Regions from separate parts of the Homo sapiens genome. Here region 1 is linked to region 2. Evidence: read pairs that join two places in POLR2A ChIA-PET (ENCODE). Cell type or tissue: OCI-LY7. All regions are shown on one strand. Links, peaks and the distances in the headings refer to the core of each region. The heading gives the core; the rest is flanking DNA. Region 1 overlaps PSEN1 (presenilin 1). Region 2 overlaps NUMB (NUMB endocytic adaptor protein).

Region 1 (8,000 bases), core at 1-8,000, 110 kb before region 2:
TGAGGTTGAAAGTTGGATACCAACCTGCGCAACATAACAAGACTTTGCCTCTACAAAAAATAAATTAGCCAGTTGTGGTGTGTGCATGTAGTTCTAGCTGCATGGGAGACTAAGGCGGGAGGATGGCTTCAGCCCAGGAATTCAAGGCTGCAGTGAGCTATGATTGCACCACTGCACCCCAGGCTGGGTGACTCAGTCTCTAAAAATAAATAAATAACTAAATCTCTAACATTATAAAATGTATGCATCTCATTCTAAAGGCCAATGTCATCCTCATAGGGAAGCTAGAAGCTTGCCTATTAAGGTCAGGAATGAGATGGAGGTTTTCTTTTCTTTCTTTTGTTTGTTTGTTTTTTGTTTTGTTTTTTCTGAGATAGAGTCTCACTCTGTCATCCAGGCTGGAGTGCAATGGTGTGATCTCGGCTCACAGGAACTTCTGCCTCCTGGGTTCAAGCGATTCTCCTGCATCAAGGCCTCCCAAGTAGCTGGGATTACAGGCACCTGCCACTATGCCCGGCTAATTTTTGCATTTTTAGTAGAGCAGGGGTTTCACCATGTTGGCCAGGCTGTTCTCAAACTCTTGACCTCAGGTGATCCACCTGCCTCCGCCTCCCAAAATGCTGGGATTACAGGCGTGAGCCACTGTGCCTGGCTGAGATGAAGGTTTTCTTTATCACCAATTATCTAGCATTGCTCTGGAGGGACTAGCAAACACAATTAAACAGGAGAAAGAAATACGAACTATATAATTTGGAAAAGAAGGTTAAATTACCAATATTTGGAGATAAAATGATTGTTTACTTTGTTTTAGAACTAACTGAAAACCAATTCAAATTACTAAGTAAGTTTGGTAAGGCAATTAATTGATTACAAAATTAAACAAAAGTCCCCTGTCTGGGTGCCGTGGCTCATGCCTGTAATCCCAGCACTTTGGGAGGCCGAGGCGGGTGGTTCACCTGAGGTTAGGAGTTTGAGACCAGCCTGGCCAACGTGGTGAAAACCCACCTCTACTAAAAATACAAAAAATTAGCCGGGCGTGGTGGTGGGTGCCTGTAATTCCAGCTACTCTGGAGGCTGAGGCAGGAGAGTGGCGTGAACCTGGGAGATGGAGGTTGCTGTGAGCCGAGATCGCACCATTGCACTCCCACCTGGGCAACAAGAGTGAAACTCCATTTCAAAAAAATAAAGTGAAAACACAAATCAATAACCTTCACATAAACAACTAGTTAGAAAACATAATAAAAGGATAAGTCCCATTTATGATAGCAGCAAAAAAGATTAAATATCTACGAGTAAACAAGAATTGTGCAAGCCCTGGACACTGGTGAAGCAGAGATGCCAGCTGAGGTCCTGCCCCCAGCTCCCCTTAAGCTGAGCAGTGTGGAGAACATCTTGCACAGGCTGCTGACTGCCTTCCAAGAAGCCCTTGACCTTTACCATGTGTTGGTCTCCCTTGACCGGGTGGGCACTGAGCAGTAGCAGGTGTAGACTGAGCTGGCCTCTAACTTCCTTTGGATCCACAGCCAGTTGTAGGCCAACAACGGGGTGGAGGGGTCTGATGTGGCTCCAGGCCCTCTCCAGCTCAGGTTACCCCTCCTTATGTACATTGTACTCAGAGCTGCTAGTGCAGGCTGTGCAGAGGAAGGCAGGGGACACTGAGGTCCAGCAGTCCCTGCTCCTGCTTCTGAAGAAATAGATATTTTAAGTGAATAAACTGACAGCTTAGAGGGGTAAAAAAGATAATATGCAAGATCTATTGAGAATTTTAAGGCTGGGTGTGGTGGCTCACACTTGTAATCTCACCTATTTGGGAGGCCGAGGTGGGAGGATCCTTTGAGCCCAGGGGTTCTAGACCATCCTGGGCAACATGGTTGAAACTCCATCTCTACAAAAAATACAAAACTTAGCCAGGCGTGGTGGTGCATGCCTGTAGCCCCAGCTGCTTGGGAGGCTGAGTCAGGAGGATCACTTGAGCCAAGGACTTTGGGGCTGCAGTGAACTGTGGTTGTGCCCTCTATCCAGGGTGACAGTCAGACCTTGTCTCTATTTAAAAAAAAAAAAAAAAAAAATTAAAATATGCTATCATTTGTGTCAAGTAGAAAAGTATATATATGACATGTATAGACTTTCTGGAAGGATGTACATGAAATTAATAGTAGTGCTTTCCAATCAGGCACGGTGGCTCACACCTGTAATCTCAACATTTTTGGAGGTGGAGACAGGAGGACTGCTTGAGCCTAGGAGTTCATAGCCAGCCTGGGCAACATAGCAAGACCCCATCTCAAGAAAAAGTAGTGCTTTCCTCTAAAGAGGGGAACCATGGGGCACAGTGGGGAGAAAACCTACTTTTCACAGTATCTGTTGTGAATTTTATATCTTATTCATGTGTTACCTGGCCAAAGATTAATAAATAGATTGTTTTTGTTTTTGTTTTTTAGTTTGAGGATACTGGAAATGCTTAATATAAATATCTACATCGTCCAGAAATTTCAATGTTTACTCTATTTTGGAATTTCAAAGTGGGAGAGGAATCATCTTTTTGGATGGTACCTGAAACTGAAAGTTTATGCCTAAAGGCGTGCTTGCTTTCTCCTCAGTTACCTCAGGCATCTTCTACAGTTGCAATCTCTTTGTTGTTAGATGGTGGATTTTGCCTCCCCAGAATTAAAATAGCATTTTCTTCATTATAAAAATACTTAACATTCATTGTTTTTTTAAAAAAGACATTATATAAGATTATAAAGAAGAAAAATGACCAGATTCCCACCACCTAAAGATAAGTCCTGTCATCCTTTCAGGAATTAATATATCAATTTCTCATCTACTCTTCTCTCACACTACTTTGCATAAATGGGATCATAAATGGGATCCTATATTTTTTCAAGCAACAGTGTGTTATGCCTATACTCCATGTTTATATGTGTGTATTAAAAAATGTATTTGTATATATGTGTATGTATAAGTGTGTGTGTGTGTATGATGATTCTTCTCCCGCTTTGAAGGTGAAAGAAAGCACACCTTTATTTAAGCATAAACTTTGGGTTTCAGATACTGTCTGGAAAAATGATTTATCTCCCACTTTGAAATTCCAAAATACGTACATATATTTTTTTTTTCTTTTCTTTTTTAGTTTTAGGGTCTTGCTGTGTTGCCCAGGCTGGAGTGCAGTAGTGTGATCATAGCTCACACAGCCTCTAACTCCCAGGCTCAAGCTATCTTCCTGCCCCAGCCTCCTGAGTAGCTGGGACTGCAGGCATGTGCCATCAACTTTAGCTAATTTTAAAATTTTTTTGTAGTGATAGAGTCTCACTGTGTTGCCCAGGCTCGTCTGGAATTCCTGGCCTCAAGTGATCCTCTCACCTCAGCCTCCCAAATTGCTGGGATTAGAGTGTGAGCCACTGTGCCTAGCCTGCATATATCTATTTTTAATGACTGCTAAATCTCATTGTATGAAAATTTATGTCCTAGCTATAAAATTTGTTAGCACATGTTTAATTTTTTCTAATTTCAGATGTTTTAAACTAATATTTCCCAAAGTATAGTATGGCATTTTAGGTATGATATGATCTTTTTTCCTCTTCGTACTCATTTTTATAGTTATGGCCTGTGCAACTGGTTTCCCATTTATATGAATGATACAGAGCTTCCTATTAAGAAAAAGTTCAGCTTGGGAAAAAAAAAGTGAATTGTTCAACTTGAGGGAAAAAAGTGAATTAATTGGCCAGGCACCGTGGCTCATGCTTGTAATCCCAGCACTTTGGGAGGCTGAGACGGGTGGATTGCTTGAACCCAGGAGTTTTAGACCAACCTGGGCAACATGTTGAAACCCTATCTGTACAAAAAAAATTAGAAAAATTAGCTGGGCATAGTGGCACACACCTGTTGTCCCAGCTACTTAGGAGGCTGAGCTGGGAAGACCACCTGATCTCCGGAGGTAAAGACTGCAGTGAGCCGTGATTGCACCACTTTACTCCAGCCTGGGCAACAAAATGAGACCCTGGCTCAAAAACAAAAACAAAAACAAAAAAAGAGTAAATTAATTTAAAGGGAAGTATTAAATAAATAATAGCACAGTTGATATAGGTTATGGTAAAATTATAAAGGTGGGATATTAATATCTAATGTTTGGGAGCCATCACATTATTCTAAATAATGTTTTGGTGAAAATTATTGTACATCTTTTAAAATCTGTGTAATTTTTTTTCAGGGAAGTGTTTAAAACCTATAACGTTGCTGTGGACTACATTACTGTTGCACTCCTGATCTGGAATTTTGGTGTGGTGGGAATGATTTCCATTCACTGGAAAGGTCCACTTCGACTCCAGCAGGCATATCTCATTATGATTAGTGCCCTCATGGCCCTGGTGTTTATCAAGTACCTCCCTGAATGGACTGCGTGGCTCATCTTGGCTGTGATTTCAGTATATGGTAAAACCCAAGACTGATAATTTGTTTGTCACAGGAATGCCCCACTGGAGTGTTTTCTTTCCTCATCTCTTTATCTTGATTTAGAGAAAATGGTAACGTGTACATCCCATAACTCTTCAGTAAATCATTAATTAGCTATAGTAACTTTTTCATTTGAAGATTTCGGCTGGGCATGGTAGCTCATGCCTGTAATCTTAGCACTTTGGGAGGCTGAGGCGGGCAGATCACCTAAGCCCAGAGTTCAAGACCAGCCTGGGCAACATGGCAAAACCTCGTATCTACAGAAAATACAAAAATTAGCCGGGCATGGTGGTGCACACCTGTAGTTCCAGCTACTTAGGAGGCTGAGGTGGGAGGATCGATTGAGCCCAGGAGGTCAAGGCTGCAGTGAGCCATGATTGCATCACTGTATTCCAGCCTGGGTGATAGAACAAGACCTTGTCTCAAAAAAAATTTGGTTTTTCAAGCTTTTTGAGGTTTTGACAAGCTGGCCAATATGGTGAAACCCCGTCTCTACTAAAAATACAAAAATTAGCTGGGTGTGGTGGCGTACCCTTGTATTCCCAGCTACTTGAGAGGCTGAGGCAGGAGAATTATTTGAACCCAGGAAGTGAAGTGGAGGTTGCAGTGAGCCGAGATGGTGCCACTGCACTCTAGCCTGGGTGACAGAGCGAGACTCTGTCTCAAAAAAAAAAAAAAAGCAAAAAAAAAAAAGCACAAGCAGAGTGGTAGACACACAAAATGCTCAATTCATTTTTTAAACGATTTTTTTCCTTTATATCTTACTGCAGAAGCTTTTTTCTTTTTTTTGAGACAAAGTCTTGCTGTGTCACCCAGGCTGGGGTGCAGTGGCACAGTCATAGCTCACTGCAACCTTGAACTCCCTGGCTCATGCGATCCTCCCACTTCAGCCTCTCAAGTAGCTAGAACTACAGGTGTGCACCACCATGCCTGACTAACTTGTTTATTTTTTGTAGAGAGAACGTCTTGCTATATTGCCTAGGCTGGTCTTGAACTCTTGGGCTCAAGCAATCCTCCTACCTTGGCCTCTCAAGGTATTGGGATTATAGGTGTGAGCCACTGCATCTGGCCTCAATTCACTTTTAAAATCAAAATTAGGTTACCTACTTTTTATAAGGTAATGTATAGAATTATTCTTTTAAAAATAAAACCGATTTGGACAGTGTGAGATTCACATTCTGTAACCACCAGTGTGACATGGGTCCTGAACAGTTAGAACATACTCCAGCCATTAACCCAGGCAGCTTTCAGGTACGTACTCTGTGGCTGTTGCCTTGTATGAAAGCCAAAAAGAGATCCATTTTCAGAGATTAATATGTGACCCCTTCTATATTATAAGGCCATGGCCATACTCTTTTTTTTTTCTTTTTGTTTTTTTCTTCCAAAGACAGGATCTCTCTCTGTCATCCACGCTAGAGTACAGTGGCATGAACGTGGCTTACTGCAGCCTCAAACCCTTGTCCTGGGCTCAAACAATCCTCCCACCTCAGCCTTCAAAGTAGATAGAACTACAGGCATGCACTACCATGCCTAATTTTTTAAAAAAAAATTTTTTTTCAGAGATGAGATCTCACTGTGTTTCCCAGGCTTGTCCGGAACTCCTGGCCTCAAGCGATCCTCCCACCTTGGCCTGCCAAAGTGTTGGGATTACAGGCATGAGCCACCATGCCTGGCCATACACTTTTTTTTTTTTTTTTTTTCAAGACGGAGTCTGGCTCTGTCGCCCAGACTGGAGTGCAGTGGCGTGATCTTGGCTCACTGCAAGCTTCGCCTCCCAGGTTCATGCCGTTCTCCTGCCTCAGCCTCCCAAGTAGCTGGGACTACAGGCATCTGCCACCACGCCCGGCTATTTTTTTGTATTTGTAGTAGAGACGGGGTTTCACCATGTTAGCCAGGATGATCTCGATCTCCTGACCTCATGATTCACCTGCCTCGGCCTCCCAAAGTGTTGGGATTACAGGCATGAGCCACCGTGCCCGGCCTGGCCATACACTTTTGTCATTATTTACATACTTACTAAAATGTTTGGTGGCCTGTAATAGGAAACATCATCCTCATTTGATTGACGAAGAAGTCTGTGGAAATAGGATTGAACTGGTTCTGTTCTTGTATTTGAGTAATCAGTTGTGGAACTATAGAAGTCATATACTCTCTCTGACTTTCATAATTACCTTATGTTGTATAGTACTTGATGGTTTGCAAAGTAACCATCTATTCTTGCTTAGCTGTGAGTAAGAATGCCAGGTCTGGAGACAGAATGTCTGGGTTCAAATTCTACTCATCACTTTTTATTTTTATTTTTTTTGAGATAGAGTCTCGCTTTGTTGCCCAGGCTGGAGTGCAGTGGCGTGATCTCAGCTCACTACAACCTCTCCCTCCCGGGATCAAGCGATTCTCCTGCCTCAGCCTTCCGAGTAGCTGGGACTACAAGTGCGCACCACCACGCCCAGCTAATTTTTGTATTTTTAGTAGAGACGAGGTTTTGCCATGTTGGCCAGGCTGGTCTCAAACTCCTGACCTCAAGTGATCTGCCTGCCTCAGCCTCCCAGAGTGCTGGGATTACAGGCTTGAACCACTGCGCCCAGCCTACTCATCACTTACTAGCTATTTGACCACACAAGTTACTCAACTCCTATGTCAGTTATGAAGATTAAATTAAATGATCCATTTAATACAATAATACACTTAGAACAATGTCTATCAGTAAATTTTTTTCTGTTTTAAGAAACAGGATCTCACTCTGTCTCCCAGGCTGGAGTGAAGTGGCACGATTATAGCTCACTGTAGCTTCAAAAGCCTGGGCTCAAGCAGTCCTCCTGTCTCAGCCTCCCGAGTAGATAAGACTACAGGCACAGGTTGGTGTTGACCTCCTAGCTTCAAGCAGCCTCCCAAAGTGCTGAGATTACAGGTGTGAGCCACTATACCCAGCCCAGTGTTATATTTTTGTATAATCCTATGAAGTATCAAGGCAGTTATTATCCCTGTTTTACTGCTAAGAAACTTGAAGTTTACAGAGGTAAATTATTTGCCTAAGCCTAAACTCTGATCTCGAATCTGAATCCCAAGTCCAATATTCTTTTCACCGTATTACAATATTTTTACCATCAACCCTCCATTCTGTCTGCACATCATACAAATGAGTATCTCTACAGAGCTTTGAGTTGCTTTTAAACAAAAGAGATTTTTGTACCCAATGTTTAGAGTAGTGATTCTCGGCTCCATTTTTACAAGATTTCAAGATTTAATTTGTCAAAAAAGTTCTGAAATTTTCAAAGCAAAAGCAATTTTAATTTAATTGCTCTAAAAAATAAGCAGATTTATCATTTAGCAATTCTTTAAGGGAGAGTGTATCATAAAACTGAAATAGTACTGAATGTGGCAGAATCAAACAAGTTGAAAATCTCATCACTTCAGAGCAGGGCAGACTTCTCATTCAAACAAATTGAGGTAGAAGTGGTGAGAGTAGAGATTTCTTTGTGTATGTGTGTTTTATTACTGTACTATATTATATTATAGTTCTATATATACTATATTATATTGTACATATATAT
Region 2 (17,004 bases), core at 5,528-13,527:
TAGTCATTGTGAATGTTGTATGTGGAAAGAATGGATTCCGTTACATTCCTTGGAAGTGTCATATTTTTGGTTTTATCAGGTAGCTAATTTGATTATACTCAAATGGAAAACTCTTATCTTTTGAACAGCACCTCAGACATCAGGGCGTTTTTGTTCTTTTTTTGAGACTGTCTTGCTCCGTCATCCAGGCTGGAGTGCAGTGGCGCAATCACTGCTCACTGTAACCTCAACTCCAGGGCTCAAGCATCCTCCCGCCTCAGCCTCCCGAGGAGCTAGGACTACAGGTGCATGTCACCATACGTAGGTAATCAAATATCAGTTTTTATATCCTTAGTTGGGCTATTTGGAGTCTGCCTTGAATCTACATGGCTAAAAGGGTCAGAGATTTGGGCAGAATTTATGAACAGAATTTGGGACTACTCCTTTTTGGCTTACTCATTTCCAGGATTCTCTTTTTACTTTCTTTTTTTGAGATAGTCTTGCTCTGTCGCCCAGGCTGCTGGAGTGCAATGATGCAATCTCAGCTTACTGCAACCTCTGCCTCCTAGGTTCAAGTGACTCTCATGCCTCAGCCTCCCAAGTAGCTGGAACCATAGGCACGCACCACCATGCCCAGCGAATTTTTTGTATTTTTAGGAGAGACAGGGTTTCAGCATGTTGGCCAGGATGGTCTCAAACTACTGGACTCAAGTGATCCACCCGCCTTGGCCTCCCAAAGTGCTGGGATTACAGGTGTGAGCCACCACGCCCAGCCTCTCTTTTTACCTTCTAGTGGCTACTGTTGCCTCAAATTCTGTCTTCTGCACTTTGGGACGCCGAGGTGGAAGGACTGCTTGAGCCCAGGGGTTCGAAACCAGCTTGGGCAACATAGTGAGAACCCATCTCTAAAAAAAAAAAAAAAAAAAAAATTATCTCAGCCTAGGAGGCTGAGGCTGCAGTGAACTATGTCTGTGCCACTGTACTCCAGCCTGGGTGACAGTATAAGGCACTGTCTCAAAAAAAAAAAAAAAAAAAAAAAGGTAGGAACACTATCAGAATCAAGATAGACATGAGTTGAGAGGTGGGATAGCAAGGCAATCTGACAGAGCTTCTTGCTCAAAGGTTAAGGGCTTCAGATTTCAGCTTCTGTTTCATAAAAATTTGTGCAGATCATGGCATGGTGTTATCACCAATACTGATCCCAACATGGTATTAGTTCCCGCTTATAGTGAAATACAAGGTGGGAAGATGGTCCCAATGGTGACAAGCCACCAATGACTACTAATTACTACTATTCAGTGTGGAAAAAACTAAACTAATGAATGCCAGTGGTGTAAGTAGCCACAAGGGGGCAATATCACTTTCCAACTATTGTATAAAACAATTAAATACATAGCTTTCAAGTATAACAAATTTCATCCAAACACTAATGAAAACTACACAAGTTCCAAAAAATAATTAAAATGATCACTGTTTCCAACAGTAATGTACTAAAAGTGAAGACTATTGCTTCTCTTGAACTTAAAAAAAAGTATGCAATGTAATAAGGTCAAATAACTAAAATGCAGCTATATTAAACCACTTGAAATTTACCAGGCAAGTTGCCTATCAAAACTGCTTTTTACCTGCCAGACTTTCTCCCCTTTCAGTGGCATTTGAATTTTTTTTTTTTAATTATCTTCTTGTTAAATTTCTTCCTGACTTTAGGTATTCTAGGAAATTTTAATTAACAATTAAATGTACTTATATAACACCCTATGCTTTCTAGGGGTAGAGCTGTGTGTCTATTCTTATTTAGGCATTTAGGATCACTGTCTCTCAAATGCAAAATGGTACCTATGATTTGAGATATTATTTGGATTCTAAGTAAATGTTAACCAAAGAGCCATTCACTAGTCCTTAAGATGTCACTTAAATTGAGTTTTGAGTCAAAAGCCAGGTTAATTAGTTCAAATATCATTTTCTTAAAATAGTGTTTTCTTCAGAGCAAGAAGAAATTTCAGATGTGGAGTCCATCTTTTTTTAATTTTAAAACATGGTAAAAGGATAGTCTATCATCTATTGTATCAAATTTGTGAGAGTGGAAACTTATTAAAAAATATATAAGAACAAAAATAGGCCACGAGCGGTGGCTCATGCCTGTAATCCCAGCACTTTGGGAGGCCAAGGCGGGTGGATCACTTGAGGTCGGAAGTTCAAGACCAGCCTGACCAACATGGTGAAACCTCATCTGTACCAAAAATACAAAAATTAGCGGGGCATGGTGGTCTGTGTTTGTAATCAGCTACTTGGGAGGTTAAGGCAGGAGAATCGTTTGAACCCAGGAGGTGGAGGTTGCAGTGAGCTGGGATCGTGCCACTGCACTCCAGCCTGGGCAACAAGAGTGAAACTCCATCTCAAAAAAAAAAAAAAAAGAACTCAGATCTTAACACTAAATGCTAATGCTTAGTACCTTAGACATGCTATGTCATGTAGAACAATATGTTGAGAGAATACTATTTCTCATAAAGTAAATGAGTAACTAAAGTGGTTTCCTGAACGTTAAATAGTCTCTCAGGAGATTGTACTTTGGACTAAGTGGAAGGATAAAGCTTCAACAATATAATACCCTTCAACAGCTTAAGGGTATTATATTTGATCATTAGAGATTTTAAAAAACATATGAGCAGTCCCATTTAAGCTTATAAGAATCTTACCTTAGGCCAGGCGTGGTGGCTCACTCCTGTAATCCCAGCACTTTAGGAGGCTGCCGGTGGATCACCTGAGGTCAGGAGTTCGAGATCAGCCTGGCCAACATGGTGAAACCCCGTATCTACTAATAATACAAAAATTAGCCAGGCGAGGCCGGGCGCAGTGGCTCACACCTGTAATCCCAGCACTTTGGGAGGCCGAGGTGGGCGGATCACCTGAGGTCAGGAGTTCGAGACCAGCCTGACCAACATGGAGAAACCCCATTTCTACTAAAAATACAAAATTAGCTGGGCATGGTGGCACATGCCTGTAATCCCAGCTACTAGGGAGGCTGAGGCAGGAGAATCGCTTGAACCTGGGAGGTGGAGGTTGCGGTGGGCCGAGATCGTGCCATTGCACTCCAGCCTGGGTGACAAGAGTGAAACTCCATCTCCAAAAAAAATAAAATAAATCAAAATAAAAATAAAGAATCTTACCTTAGTTTTTTCATCCACAACTCTGAGTCCATCTGCTGAGACCCACAGAACTGCTTTAACTGCTTTCTTTCCAGTCTTTTAAGAGAAACCAAAAAGGGGAGGGGGAGATACACATATATAATATTAAAAAAATGTCATCTTCCACAGAAAACACTGACTCTGCCTTCCAAAAGTCACAAGTACAGATGGAGTCCAAGTTCAGGAGTGGTGCCCAAACCCAGATACTCAAACCAAACTGCAGAAACATTCAGGAAAAAACAAGCCAAAGCCATTATTTTAGAAACACAACGCAAAACAATAAGATAAAATTAAGTAAAAGGGAAGTAACAGATGGAATAAAAACCAAGATATCACATTCCATAAAGGGCAAAGAATTCATAACTAGATTCTTCACCCATTTAAAAAAATCAACCAAGAAAACCAGAGTCAGATAATTATTAAATACATAAGGAGTTACACCACAAGTAGCGTCCACAAGTGTATTTAGAGCAGGAAGTAACATGTCTAAATTGAGATGTTGACCATTCTACTATCCTATGACCCCCAGTATGTTATAGCAGGACCCTTGGTCACCTAAAATTTTCACGTTAAAAACACAGTAAGTCTTCATTATTCTATTAACAGTCTTTAAAAAGCCATTATTTGTTCTCTCAGAGTTAACACAGACATTTTTCCTAATAATTTTTTTTTTTTCTTGAGACAGAGTCTCACTCTGTCGCCCAGGCTGGAGAGCAGTGATGCGATATTGGCTCACTGCAACCTCCCCATCCCGGGTTTAAGTGATTCTCCTGCCTCAGCCTCCCGACTAGCTGGGATTACAGGCACCTGCCACCATGCCCGGCTAATTTTTGTATTTCTAGTAGAGACGGAGTTTCACCATGTTGGCCAGGCTGGTCTGGAACTCCTGACCTCAAGTGATCCGCCTGCCTCAGCCTCCCAAAGTGCTGGGATTACAGGTGTGAGCCACTGTGCCCAGCCTCTAATAATTTTAGAGACGAGGTCTCACTGTGTTGCCCAGGCTGGAGTGCAGTGGCTATTCACAGGTATGATCATAAAGCATTACAGCCTTGAACTCCTGGGCTCAAGTGATCCCCTTGTCCCAGCCCCACGTGTAGCCAGGACTACAAGTGTGCACCACTGTACCCAGCCTTGGCTTGGTTTTTAATTTGACATTAAATTCATGGAGACATTTTGGGGACACAGGAAGATTTAAAAACTACTGAAAAAATAATTTTCTTTTTATTGGCTCAGAAAATACTTTTTGGCACATGAGAATCACATGAGAACAAGCTGATGCATAATTCCTCCTGTGATGGAATGTAATAGTAATTTAACAGTGTCCTTTCTTTTTAACTGCCTCAAGGATACAGCAAAATAAAACAAAAGCAATATGAAGGCTGAGAATAGGTATCAGATTATCATAAAAAGTATAGATCAAAAGGAATCTGGTGCTAAGGTTGGCGCAGCAGCCTCTAGAAGCGACAAGGGAGACTTTTAGAACTACCATTCTCCTCTATAAGTGATCCAAGCCCAGGAAAACTTGATATGAGGACATGGCCTTACTGAAATAACCTGTGATCCACTCGGCCTCATCATCTCCACCACCACCATAAATTTGATGAGTGCCTATAATATGCCAGCCAGTGGAAATACCTGGAAGGTTACTGAAAGGCAACAATCAGACAAAAAATAAAGAATACCGTAGGTAAATGCTACAGTAGAGCTGAGAACAAGGTACAATGATGTCAGAAAAAAGGTATAATCAAATCTCTTTGTGGAATTGGGGAAGGTTATACAAAGGAGAAGACTGAACTGGGTGCTGGAATAATTTTTCTTGATGCTTAGGTAGGGGTAGGGAGACAGGGAAGTAACAGAGGTACTGGACATGCCAGGCAGAAGAAACAGCAGTACAGGACATGGAAGCAAACAACATGGCAAGTCTGGGGCTCTATAAATATTTCAGTATGGCTTGGTAAGTAGACTTGGCAATGGGAAAGGCGTAATGGGAGATAGAGTAGGAAAGGCCTAATCACAGAAGGCCTTCTATTCCTGATAAGGACTTTGATCTTGATTCTATGGGCAAATTAGAAGCTACTCTGTAAATATTATTACAATGAATTGAATTTAGGTTAAGGAGATTAGCCTTGGTAGTATGGGTATGCTTCATCCAATCAGTTGAAGGCCTCAAGAGCAAAAACTGAGGTTTCCTGGAGAAGAAACCCTGCCTGAGTTTCCAGCCCGTTGGCCTGCTTTACAGGTATCAGACTTGCCAGCCTGCCAGCCCCTACAATCACGAGTGAATTCTTAAAATAGATAATATGTATATATATGTCATATATGTATCATATATGTCATATATATGACATGACATATGTCATGTCATATATATGATATGACATATATATGTCATATAATATGACATATCTCCTAGCGGTTCTGTTTCTTTGGAGGATCGTGATACAGAAGTAGAAGTTAGACTAGAATGGGTCGAGAAGTAAATGAAAGGCAAGAAGAGTCTACAAGTATTAAATACTTTTTTTTACAAAGCTTTTCTATAAAAAGGAGAGCTGCAGGGCAATAAGACACAGGCAGAGCATCAAGGGAAGTCTGTAAGAATTGTGATAAACTAGCATGTTATACTTGAAATAGAATGGGCTTTGGATTAAGACAAATATGAGACTGAATTCAGCGCTACTATTCATAAGCTAAGAAAGTTATGTAGCCCACTGAGCTTCCATCTCTTCATCCGTAAAATATTTGTAGTTTGTTAAAAGGATTAGATATTATATACAGTACCTGGAATTTAAATAGGGTAACAATTAGTAGCCATTATCATCATTATATTATTAATAAACTTTTAAAAACCTCTCCCAATAGTAAAGCAGAATTCTTAAAAGAGTGATATACATTTTCAACAATGACATCCTCTTCACGTGCTGAATGGGAAAAGCCAGTGGAACAATGGAAACGGAAGGCCCAAGAAAAAGAGAAGAGTAATTTAGAGAACAAAGTCCAACAAAATGCAGGGTGAGATGGGGCTAGAATACAAGTTTTAGACAGGAGGAGAGATGTCCATTCCTATGAAATGGAGGGATAAAGTGAGGCCGAGTAGAGATGAAGACAGATTTGTAAAGGAGGGAGTAGCAAGTGGAGGAAATTCACTCTGGAGAACCATAAATTCATCTGTGAATTTATGGTTTTAATTTACCTGCTTTACTTTGCTGGGGAGAGGAAAGACGACAGGCAGAGTAAAATATTAAAGATTTAGAACAGTAGTATGGAGGCAGTCTAGTACGGTGACTAGGAACCAAGCTGTTGTTTGGATTTGAATTCTGGTTCTGCAAGTTACTCCTAGTATGATCAAAGGCAGGTTAATTTAACTTCTCTATGCTTCACTTTCTACATCTGTATAATGATGTTAATAATCTCATATACCTCATAGGGTTACTGTGAAGATTAAACGAATTAATGTATACGAAAGGTTTAGAACAAGGACGGTCATATAATTTACTCTACAAACTGGGAACCCTTTGAAAATGAAAGAGATGACTCGTCATTTACATTAGGTATATCTCCTAATGCTATTCCTCCCCCCTCCCCTCACCCCACAACAGGCCTCGGTGTGTGATGTCCCCCTACCTGTGTCCAAGTGTTCTCATTGTTCTAGAACTTAAAGTACAATAAAAAAAAGGAGAGATGACTATTAAAACTGATAAATGGGTGTTATAATAGGGCTGTTCCAGGCAAATTGGTAGAAGAGTCATTCACCAGCAACAGTAACTGCTCATATTTAACCAACCCTCATGTAACATTTAGTATTTTGCTGGAAGGTAAGCTCCATGAGGGCAAGGTTTCTTCCATCTATCATTCACTGCTGTATCCCTGGAACTTGAACAACATCTGGAACAGAGTAGCAGTTCAAGAAATATTTGTTGAAAGAAAAAATACGCTAAATATCTGTTGTAGGAAACAGGAGACAGCTGACCAGTGATATACAACATTGCCAAATGGCACTGACAATCCTAAGATATTTAAATTTGCAGTTTAATCAATCTGCTCATTGTATAATTGTAGCCTGCAGTGTTCAGTATCTGAGGCAACAGATAGGACTACTTCAAGGTTGGAAGACTGAAGAAGGGAAAAATAAAAGGTCAGTTTAGAATGGGACTGTTCTCCAGTTAGTCTCCTTACAATATTCAGGGAAATGTAACATTTTCTTGGCCCAATTATATGCTTGTTTGTTTGGAGACAGGGTCTTGCCTTGTTGCCCAGGCTGCCATACAAGTGGCACAGGACAGCTCACTGCAGCCTTGAACTCCTGGGCTCCAGTAATTCTCCCACTTCAGCCTCCCCAGTAGCTGGGACTACAGGCGTGCACTACCATACCCAGCTAATTTTTAAACAATTTTTTGTAGAGACAGGGTCTTGCCCTGCTGCCTAGGCTGGAGCACAGTGACATAATCATAATTCACTGCAGCCTTGAACTCCTAGGCTCAAGCGATCCTCCTGCTTTGGCTTCCCAAAGTGCTGGGATTACAGGTGTAAATCACCACACACATCCCAATTATATGGTTATAAAAACATGTGTGGCCGGGTGTGGTGGCTCATGTCTGTAATCCCAATACTTTGGGAGGCCAAGGCAGGTGGATCGCTTGAGGCCAGGAGTTCGAAACCAGCCTGGCCAACATGCTGAAACCCCATATCTACTAAAAAATACAAAAAATTAGCCAGGTGTGGGGGCACGTGCCTGTAATTCCAGCTACTCAGGAGGCTGAGGCAGGAGAATTGCTTGAACCTGGGAGGCAGAGGTTGCAGTGAGCTGAGATCACGCCACTGCACTCCTGCCTGGGTGACACAGCGAGACTCCATCTCAAAAATAAAAAAAAATAAAAAAAATTGTGCTTTTTGAGATAGGCCTTAATAATTTTATAGTATTGTACTAATGTATCAGTAAGGAATCATATTTGTCATATTTCATGGCCTCTGATCTCTCTGAAGAGGGGAAGAAAACAGATAATACGAATTCTTGTATTTGTTCATACTTCTGGGTGTGGGTTCTTGTACATCATTATAGTTTGCCACATTATAGTTATTTAAGTCAGGTACTGAAATATTAATGATTAGAGATGCCTATAGCTGAAATTAAGCCCAGCCTTCCTCTCACAAATTCTATAGTTGCAATACTTCCACATTTCTTTTTTTTTTTTTTTTTTTTGAGACGAGTCTTACTCTGTCGCCCAGGCTGGAGTGCAGTGGAGCAATTTAGTCTCACTGCAACCTCTGTCTCCTGGGCTCAAGTGATTCTCATGCCTCAGCTTCCCGAGTAGCTGGGATTATGGGTGCATGGCCCCACACCCAGCTAATTTTTTTGTATTTTTTTTGGTAGAGATGAGGTTTCGCCATGTTGGCCAGGCTGGTCTCGAACTCCTGACCTCAGGTGATCCGCCCACTTTAGCCTCTCAAAGTGCTGGGATTACAGGCATGAGCCACTGCGCCTGGCCAATACTTCCATATTATTTGTAAACTTGAGTCTTTCATTCTGACCATATAAACTAAGATTTCTGAGCACTTTTAAGAAAAGAAGATAAACATGGCTGAGAGAAGACTGTCTGCCCTAAAACTGTCTACTTGAAACCAGTACCCTAGGCCATCAGGCCGCAGTTAACTAATCAAAGGACTGAAAAAAAACTACATTAAATATCAAATGTAGAATTTACATACAGGCCGGGCACAGTGGCTCAAGCCTATAATCCCAGCACTTTGGGAGGAAGCCGAGGAGGGTGGATCACCTGACGTCAGGAGTTCGAGACCAACCTCACGAACATGGCGAAACCCCATCTCTACTAAAAATATAAAAATTAGCCGGGTGTGGTAGCAGGTGCCTGTAATCCCAGCTACTTGGGAGGGTGAGACAGGAGACTCCCTTGAACCCGGGAGGTGGAGGTTGCAGTGAGCTGAGATCGCACCATTGCACTCCAGCCTGGGCAACAGAGTGAGACTCCATCTCAAAAAAGAAAGAAACAAAGAAAAAAAAGAATTTACATACATCTTAGTGGCACAAACACCTCTTTAAAAAGACAACATGCTGGCCAGGCATGGTGGCTCATGCCTGTAATCCCAGCACTTTGGGAGGCCAGGGCCAGTGGATCACCTGAGGTCAGGAGTTTGAGACCATCCTGGCCAACATGGTGAAACCCCGTCTCTACTAAAAACACAAAAATCAGCCGGGCGTGGTGACATGCGCCTGTAGTCCCAGCTGCTCTGGAGGCTGTGGCAGGAGAATTGCTTGGACCCAGGAGGCAGAGGTTGCAGTGAGCCAAGCAAGATCACACTACTGCACTCCAGTCTGGGTGACAGAGCGAGACTCCATCTCAAAAACAAAACAAAACAAAACAAAAAAAAAACATGCTTCAGGAACTAATAAAAATGTGGAAGTGGCAACACAGATGTTCAGACATTCAGAATTATTTTATCATCGCTGCTCTAACACTTTCTACTTTAATAATAATTTCAGTTATAGGTAGAATTCACACTGACAAATGTATCATGAAAAAGTTTCACAATAAAGACAAAAATCCTTTTTTTTTCAAAGAAAACCGATCTAACATGGACAGAACTTTAGTAACTTGGAATTTAAATTGGTGAAATCTGAGCAGAAGGATCAAGCTAACCAAAAGTGAAAAATGAAAGTATAACTTTCTCAAGTAATTACTCTACACTATAAATATCCAGCTTAGTATTTTAAAATTATTATCTTCCTTAAAACCTTTTATTATGGGTAGATATAAACCAATATAGCAACTAAGCAGGTTCTGACACTGAAGAAAATAGCAACATACAGTGGATCTATTACAAATTACTAAATCAGGAAACTTGTACCAGAAGAGAAATGCACAGGTAATCTTAACACGAAAAAAATTGGTGAAGGAACATAAAATGGAAAATGGCACAGAAATAGTAACAAGCTCAGCACACTGTAAGATGACTTTCTCCTAAATATAAAAGCTACGTACAGTAAAAGGCAACTGAAATAACCAATTGCTATCTACCTATCTCCAGGCTTTGTTTCTTTAAGTAGAAACCACTGTTTCTTTCTTTCTTTCTTTCTTTTTTCATTAGAGACAGGGTCTTATTCTGACACCCAGGCTGGAGCACAGTGGTGTGATCACAGCTCACTGCAGCCTCAAACTCCTGGGCTCAAGTCATCTACCCACCTCAGCCTCCTGAGTAGCTGGGAGACCACAAGTAAGTACCACCACACCTGGCTACTTTTTTATTTTTATAGAGATGGTCTTGCTATGTTGCCCAGGCTGGTCTCAAGTTCTGGCTTCAAGTGATCCTCCCACCTCAGCCTCCCAAAGTATTAGGATTACAGATGTGAGCCACTATGCCCAGCTGAAACCACTTTTTAAAAATAAATTGAAAAAGGATGAAAATGACAAGTTGGTGATATACATGGTAGGTGGAAAGATTCTTACACTGCTCTTTTATTTCATCAGTATAATTAATGTTATCCTTAGGAGAAATGAGTTGGAGTTGGAGGAATGAGTTTTGTTTTGTTTTTTTTGAGGCAGAGTCTTGCTCTGTCGCCCATGCTTGGAGTGCGGTGGTGCGATCTCGGCTCATTGCAACCTCCACCTCCTGCGTTCAAGCGATTCTCCTGCCTCAGCCTCTCAAATGGCTGGGATTACAGGTGCCTGCCACCACGCCCAGCTATGGCTAATTTTTGTATTTTTAATAGAGAAGGGGTTTCACCATGTTGGCCAGGCTGGTCTTGAACTGCTGACCTCAGGTGATCCGCCCACCTCAGCCTCCCAAAATGCTGGGATTACAGGTGTGAGCTACCGCGCCTGGCCGAAATGAGTTTTTAAATTGTTGAAATTAGGGATTAGCAACCGTTTTTTGTGAAGGACCAGACAACAAAATATTTTAGGCTTTTCAGGACATATGATCTCTATTGCAACTACTCAACTCTATCATTGCACAAAAGCAGCCATAACAATATGTACACAAATGGGCATGACTGTGTTCCAATAACATGTTATTTACAAAAACAAATACAGTAGTGGGCCATAGTTTGCGACATCTGATACAATCACAATCTCTATAATTAATTGAATCTTCTTGGAAAGATAATTCATTATACTGAAATATTAGACCTGTTGGAACTGTGTCCCCGAATTCATTTTCTTTTTTTTTTCTGACAAATGTATTTATATCCTACCTATTTTAAGGTGCCATCCAACTCTAAAATTCTATGATCCCCAAGATCACCAGTGAGATAAGAGCATGCCATTAATTAACAAAAATAAAAATGACATTTGGAGGCAAGACAGCTCTGCGGGCATACGCTAGGTAAGAGCAAAAGGGTTAAGCAGATGTTCTAATGTAAGCTGAAGTGAAGAAATGCTATAAAGACACATGGAAACATCATTTTGCATAGCTTTGAAATATTAAGAAGCAACAGCAGCAAACAGACCAATTAGGGCAGAGCAAGTCACTCTCAGAACAACAGTGATTTGCAATTCTACTGTGCAAAGTTCCTTCAGCTACAAACCAAAGAGGTCTTCAAAGGTTCCCAATGTGTAAAGAATCACTGGTCAGTCTTTCCGTCACATCTACACAGAGGCAGGCATTACAGAGTAATGGTGATATATAAACCAGGGAACCATGATACAGTGTGCCTTGTAATAAACAAACGAGACTTTTTTCAGAGGAAACCCAGCTTCATTGCTTTTTAAATCAGAAAAGAAAAGCCTTGAAGTCTATAATTTAATATTTGAATTTCTGAACAGAATGGTGTAATCAATAAATTTTGTCTTATAATTCCAAAATCCAGTGAATATACCCCAAAGAACAAAGCAGTGAAAGGACAGAAACACAACTTTCTTCAGGATTTGAGATTGTACTGTGCTCAGGAAGAGTACAATAACTTTTAGTCTCAGACACTAAGGTTCATTATTCCTGTACTTTCTTAAATGAGAGGGGCACTTAAAGGCTTTTAGGAAAACACAAGGATGGAGCATGTCATGAACTACACAGTAAAGGAGAGATTTTGGGGAGGCAATTTAGCTCTTCTAGTTTGCCAAATCACTTCAATTGGGGGAGGGGAGACCTAGGGATTATTCCAATATTAAGTTCATATTTCAAAGGTATATAGTAGCTGAAATGAAAATTCTAGAGGCATCTCAAATTCAACCTGTCCAAAACCAAATTTATCCCTTCTCACAATGAGTGATTCCACCAACCCCTTGGTCATCCATGAACGAAATCTGGGTCTCATCTTCTGTTTCCTTCTCAACACCCCTAGGTTGAATGAATGAATGAATGAATGAGTGTGGAACATGTTTTCTCTCATCCCAATGTCCCTGATAGTGCTGTTCCTTCTGTCTGAAATCTCTTTCTCTTCTAAGTTAGTTTAACTGGAATTCATAGTTTTTAGGCTCAGCCCTAGGTGTCATCTCCTCCTAGAAGCCTTCATTACAACCTTTCACATTCACTCTTCCTTTTTGCTCCTGGAGCACCTGTTACTGTCACACAATTTGGTAACCATGTCTTTACCTATCTGATTCCTCCCACAACAGGGTGAACTTGAGCAGTACATTTCTCATTCATTCCTTTACGCATTAATTCAAATATTTTGGAGCAGCTACTATGGACCACAAATTATTCTAGGTACTGAAGATTCAGCAGTAAACAAAACAGGTGGAGATCACTGTCCTCACAGAGCTTACATTTCAGTGAGGAAGAGATAAGCAAGTAAAATGTATGGTATGACACACAGTGATAAACCCTATCAGATAAAAATAAAGCTAGGGGTCAGGCGTGGTGGCTCACCCCTATAATCCCAGCACTTTGGGAGGCCAAGGCGGGTGGATCACGAGGTCAGGTGATTGAGACCACCCTGGCTAACACAGTGAAACCCTGTCTCTACTGAAAATACAAAAAATTAGCTGGGTGTGGTGGCGGGCACCTGTAGTCCCAGCTACTCGGGAGGCTGAGGCCAGAGAATGGCATGAACCCGGGAGGCGGAGCTTGCAGTGAGCCGAGATTGCGCCACTGCACTCCAGCCTGGGCAACAGAGTGAGACTCTGTCTTTAAAAAAAAAAAAAAAAATAGCTAGGAATTGGGAGTGTGTGTGTGTCTGGGGGAGAGTGGTGTTTGGATTTTTTAAGAAGTTGTCAGTAAATGCCTGAGAATGGGGCTTTTGAGTGAAGGGAAAGAGATGAGGAAGTGAGCCACACATATATCTGGATGATGTGCGTTCCAGACTAGAGGTTACAGCAAGTACAAAGGCCCTGAGGTGAAAGCGTGCCTGGTTTGTTTAAGGAATACTGAGGAGGCTAGTGTGGCTGGAACAGAGGGAGCAAGAGGAAGGCTAGGAGGAGATAAAAGAGGAAAAAGAGGGGATTCATATGCAATGGCCTACAAGGCCTAAAAGACTGGCTTTTACTCTGAGTAGGTCAGGAAGCTACTGGAGGACATGGGACAGTGAAGCAACATAATCGGGCCTCTGTCTTTTTTTTTTTTTTTTTTTTTTGAGACGGAGTCTTGCTCTGTTGCCCAGGCTGGAGCACAGTGGCACGATCTTGGCTCACTGCAAGCTCCGCCTCCCGGGTTCACGCCATTCTCCTGCCTCAGCCTCCCGAGTAGCTGGGACTATAGGCGCCCGCCACCACGCCCGGCTAATTTTTTTGCATTTTTAGTAGAGACGGGGTTTCACCGTGTTAGCCAGGATAGTCTCCATCTCCTGACCTCGTGATCCGCCCGCCTCGTCCTCCCAACGTGCTGGGATTACAGGCGTGAGCCACCGCGCCCGGCCGGGCCTCTGTCTTAAAAAGATCACTCGGGTTGATCTCTCAAGAGGGGATGGCAGGAGGACAATAATGAAAGCAGGGGTAGTAGGATGCTAGTAGGATGCTACTGCAATGGTTCAGATAAGAGGAGATGCTGGCTTGGACCAGGGTAGGAGTGGTGGAGATAGTGAGAATTGATTAGGTTCTTGAAGGCTGAAGCAGACAGGAACTGTTGATGGAGTGGATGTAGGGTATAAGAAAAAGAGAAGTCAAGGTCAAATCCAGGGTTTGGCTAGAGCATAGGGACAGAGATGCTGTATATTGAGACTGGGAAAGACTAGGAGAGAAAGATCCTTCTCTCCTTGGGGGAATTTGATTTGTGACATATTAAAGTGTGAGGTGACTAGCAGATATCGAAGAGAAAAAGTTTAATAATGATGATATTGACACCTATCTACCAAAACAGGCCATTTGGTGCTCTTCACTCATATTTATTCATCTAATCTTCACAACAATCACATGAAGTAGGCATTAATCGCAAAGCTAGTAAATGCAAGTAATCTGGCCCCAAAGGCTGGGACCTTGATTCCTATGCTATATTGCTTGTAAGACGGAAATACCATTATGGAGTTCAGGGGAGATGTATGGAGATATAAATTTCAAAACCATCAGCATATATTACATAAATGATATTTAAAGCCATCACACTGTGGATGAGATCATTAACAGGTGTAGGCTGAGAAGAGTCCACAGACGAAGGGGAGAACTGGGAAAGTATGATCCCTGAACTCCAAATGAATAGTGTTTCAAAGGGGAGTGAGAGATGGGCTATGTGAATTGCTGCTGATAGTCTGAGTAAGGCGATAGGACTACTGGAATAGTAATACAAAAGAAGATAAGGGCAGCCGTGGTGGGGTGGCAGAGGTAAAAGTTGTGGAGATGATTAAATGGGTTCAACAGAAGAAGGAACTGAGGGTACCAAGAAGAAACCTTTTTTTAAAAAGAAGATGGTATATTTTTATGCTAATGGATGATCCACTAGAGAAAGAAAACTGATTATAGAGGGGAGAGGGGGTAGCATTGCCAGAATAAGTAAGAGTTGGAATAAGAAGAATCTGGTGGAGGAGTTGGCCTCTGTGAGGAACACAGATAGTTCATCCCTTGAATGGGAGGGAAACAATATATGAGCACAGATGCACTTTTAAAGAATAGGATCCAATACCCAAAAGAATATAAATCATTCTACTATAAAGACACTTGCACATGTATGTTTACTGCAGCACTATTCACAATAGCAAAGACTTGGAACCAACCCAAATGCCCATCAATGACAGACTGGATAAAGAAAATGTGGCACATATACAGTATGGAATACTATGCAGCCGTAAAAAAGAATGAGTTCATGTCCTTTGTAGGGACATGGATGAAGCTGGAAACCATCATTCTCAGCAAACTAACACAGGAACAGAAAACCAAATACCACCTGTTCTCACTCATAATTGGGAGTTGAACAATGAGAACACATGGACACAGGGAGGGGAACACCACACACTGGGGCCTGTCAGAGAGTTGGGGGCAAGGGGACAAATACCTAACACATGCGGGGTTTAAAACCTAGATGACAGGTTGATGGGTGCAGCAAACCACCATGGCACATGTATAACTATGTAACAAACCTGCATGTTCTGCACATATATCCCAGAACTTAAGGTATAATAATAATAATAATAATAATAATAATAATAATAATAAAAATAGGATCCAGAATGAAGATAAGCACTAAGTACAAGTTGTCATAGAGGAGAAAATTTAGGAAATATAAAATAGAATGTAGATTTGAATATACTAATTCAAGAGTGGAGTCATAAATGCCATGAAATCCTTTACTCTCAGGAATTAGGTTAAAACAACATAACAACATATTACTTTTCAACCATGCATTCTCTAAAACTTAACCATTTCTAATGGTGCCATTTAGCAATTGTAAAAACATAAAAACTTGAAAAACTATATTTGGCAGTATATTAACAGGATCTGTTAGAACAGATATTATAATATTTTTGGTGATTTTTATACAGTCAGAAGTGGTTGCTACAAAGAAAAATAAATCAAAGTGACATAACCCAGAGAGGAGTTCACAAACTCAAATGCCTACAAGAATTAAAGGCACATAACAAATGAGTGAAGCAGGGACAACAGGGAGTTGCAGGGATTGTGGCGAATAGGCAAAGGGCATAGCTGCTACTCAGGTCAGGAAACTGTTGCCACACAGAAAGCATATTGTTTTGCCAGGTCTGCTAATTCTTAAGATAAATGTCCTACTGAAAAGTAGGATATTTATTGAAAGTTCTCAATGTTTAAAATATTTGCAACTAATTCAAATTTATAAACTGTGTGCAGGCCATACAATCCATGTTTGTGGAAGTATTCAGGCCATTGGGCTGTCTAGCGTCCTCTGCATTAGACACTTCTCCATTCATTATAATTAAGGCATACCCGAGGAAAGCAGAGGAATGCTTTTTGAATGACAGAACATCAACATGGGGTAGATGAAAGAACTTTGCACTAAGTTTCAGAAAACCTTGCTTTCAGTGTAGGCACTGCCATTTAGTATTAGCTGGGTGAACTCTCTGAGCTTCTGTTTATTCATTTGTAAAATGCAGTTTCATGAACTACCCTGTCCAATTCACTGAACTGTTATGAATGGCAAATTAGAAAGTAGGTCAAAGCACATAATAAACTATAAAGCTCTATATAAATACAAGTAAATGGCTTTAAAAAGAGATCTAATAGGGTGGCCTAAGAATATTTCCTGTCTCTATGTTGAGTCAGTTTCTTCATAAAATGGGAATACAGATTACTTAGTTCATAGGGTTCCTCAAATACATTAAAATTATAAAAACATTTTTTCAAATGTTAAGTGCCATGTAATTATTTGGTAATAAAGTATTTGCCTAGTATAGCCAACTATGAATGAAGCTGCATGTAATAATCCCTAAAAAGCTGAGTGCATTATTGGCTTTCCTAAGGCAATGAGCTATTTATTTATTTATTTATTTATT

Evidence for each region. Peaks named below come from ENCODE experiments on the same cell type or tissue, not always from the same donor. Only the 100,000 strongest peaks of a DNase experiment are listed, where the experiment ranks them.
Region 1: POLR2A ChIA-PET joins it to region 2 with 5 read pairs; 4 of 35 experiments call an interaction of 5 or more read pairs at or near these places.

Annotation. Positions count from the first base shown.
Region 1 is chr14:73,188,437-73,196,436 of GRCh38, forward strand. PSEN1 (presenilin 1) reads left to right here. Exons shown (of 12, transcript NM_000021.4): 7 at 4,208-4,428. Among named protein-coding and RNA genes, the nearest start is that of PAPLN, 45 kb to the right of the region's middle. In OCI-LY7, for the core only: no CTCF peak of the experiment used is centred there; no DNase peak of the experiment used is centred there.
Region 2 is chr14:73,294,065-73,311,068 of GRCh38, forward strand. NUMB (NUMB endocytic adaptor protein) reads right to left here. Exons shown (of 13, transcript NM_001005743.2): 7 at 3,147-3,221. Among named protein-coding and RNA genes, the nearest start is that of PAPLN-AS1, 57 kb to the left of the region's middle. In OCI-LY7, for the core only: no CTCF peak of the experiment used is centred there; a DNase peak (open chromatin) is centred at 9,437; H3K4me3 peaks cover 1,160 bases; H3K27ac peaks cover 1,887 bases.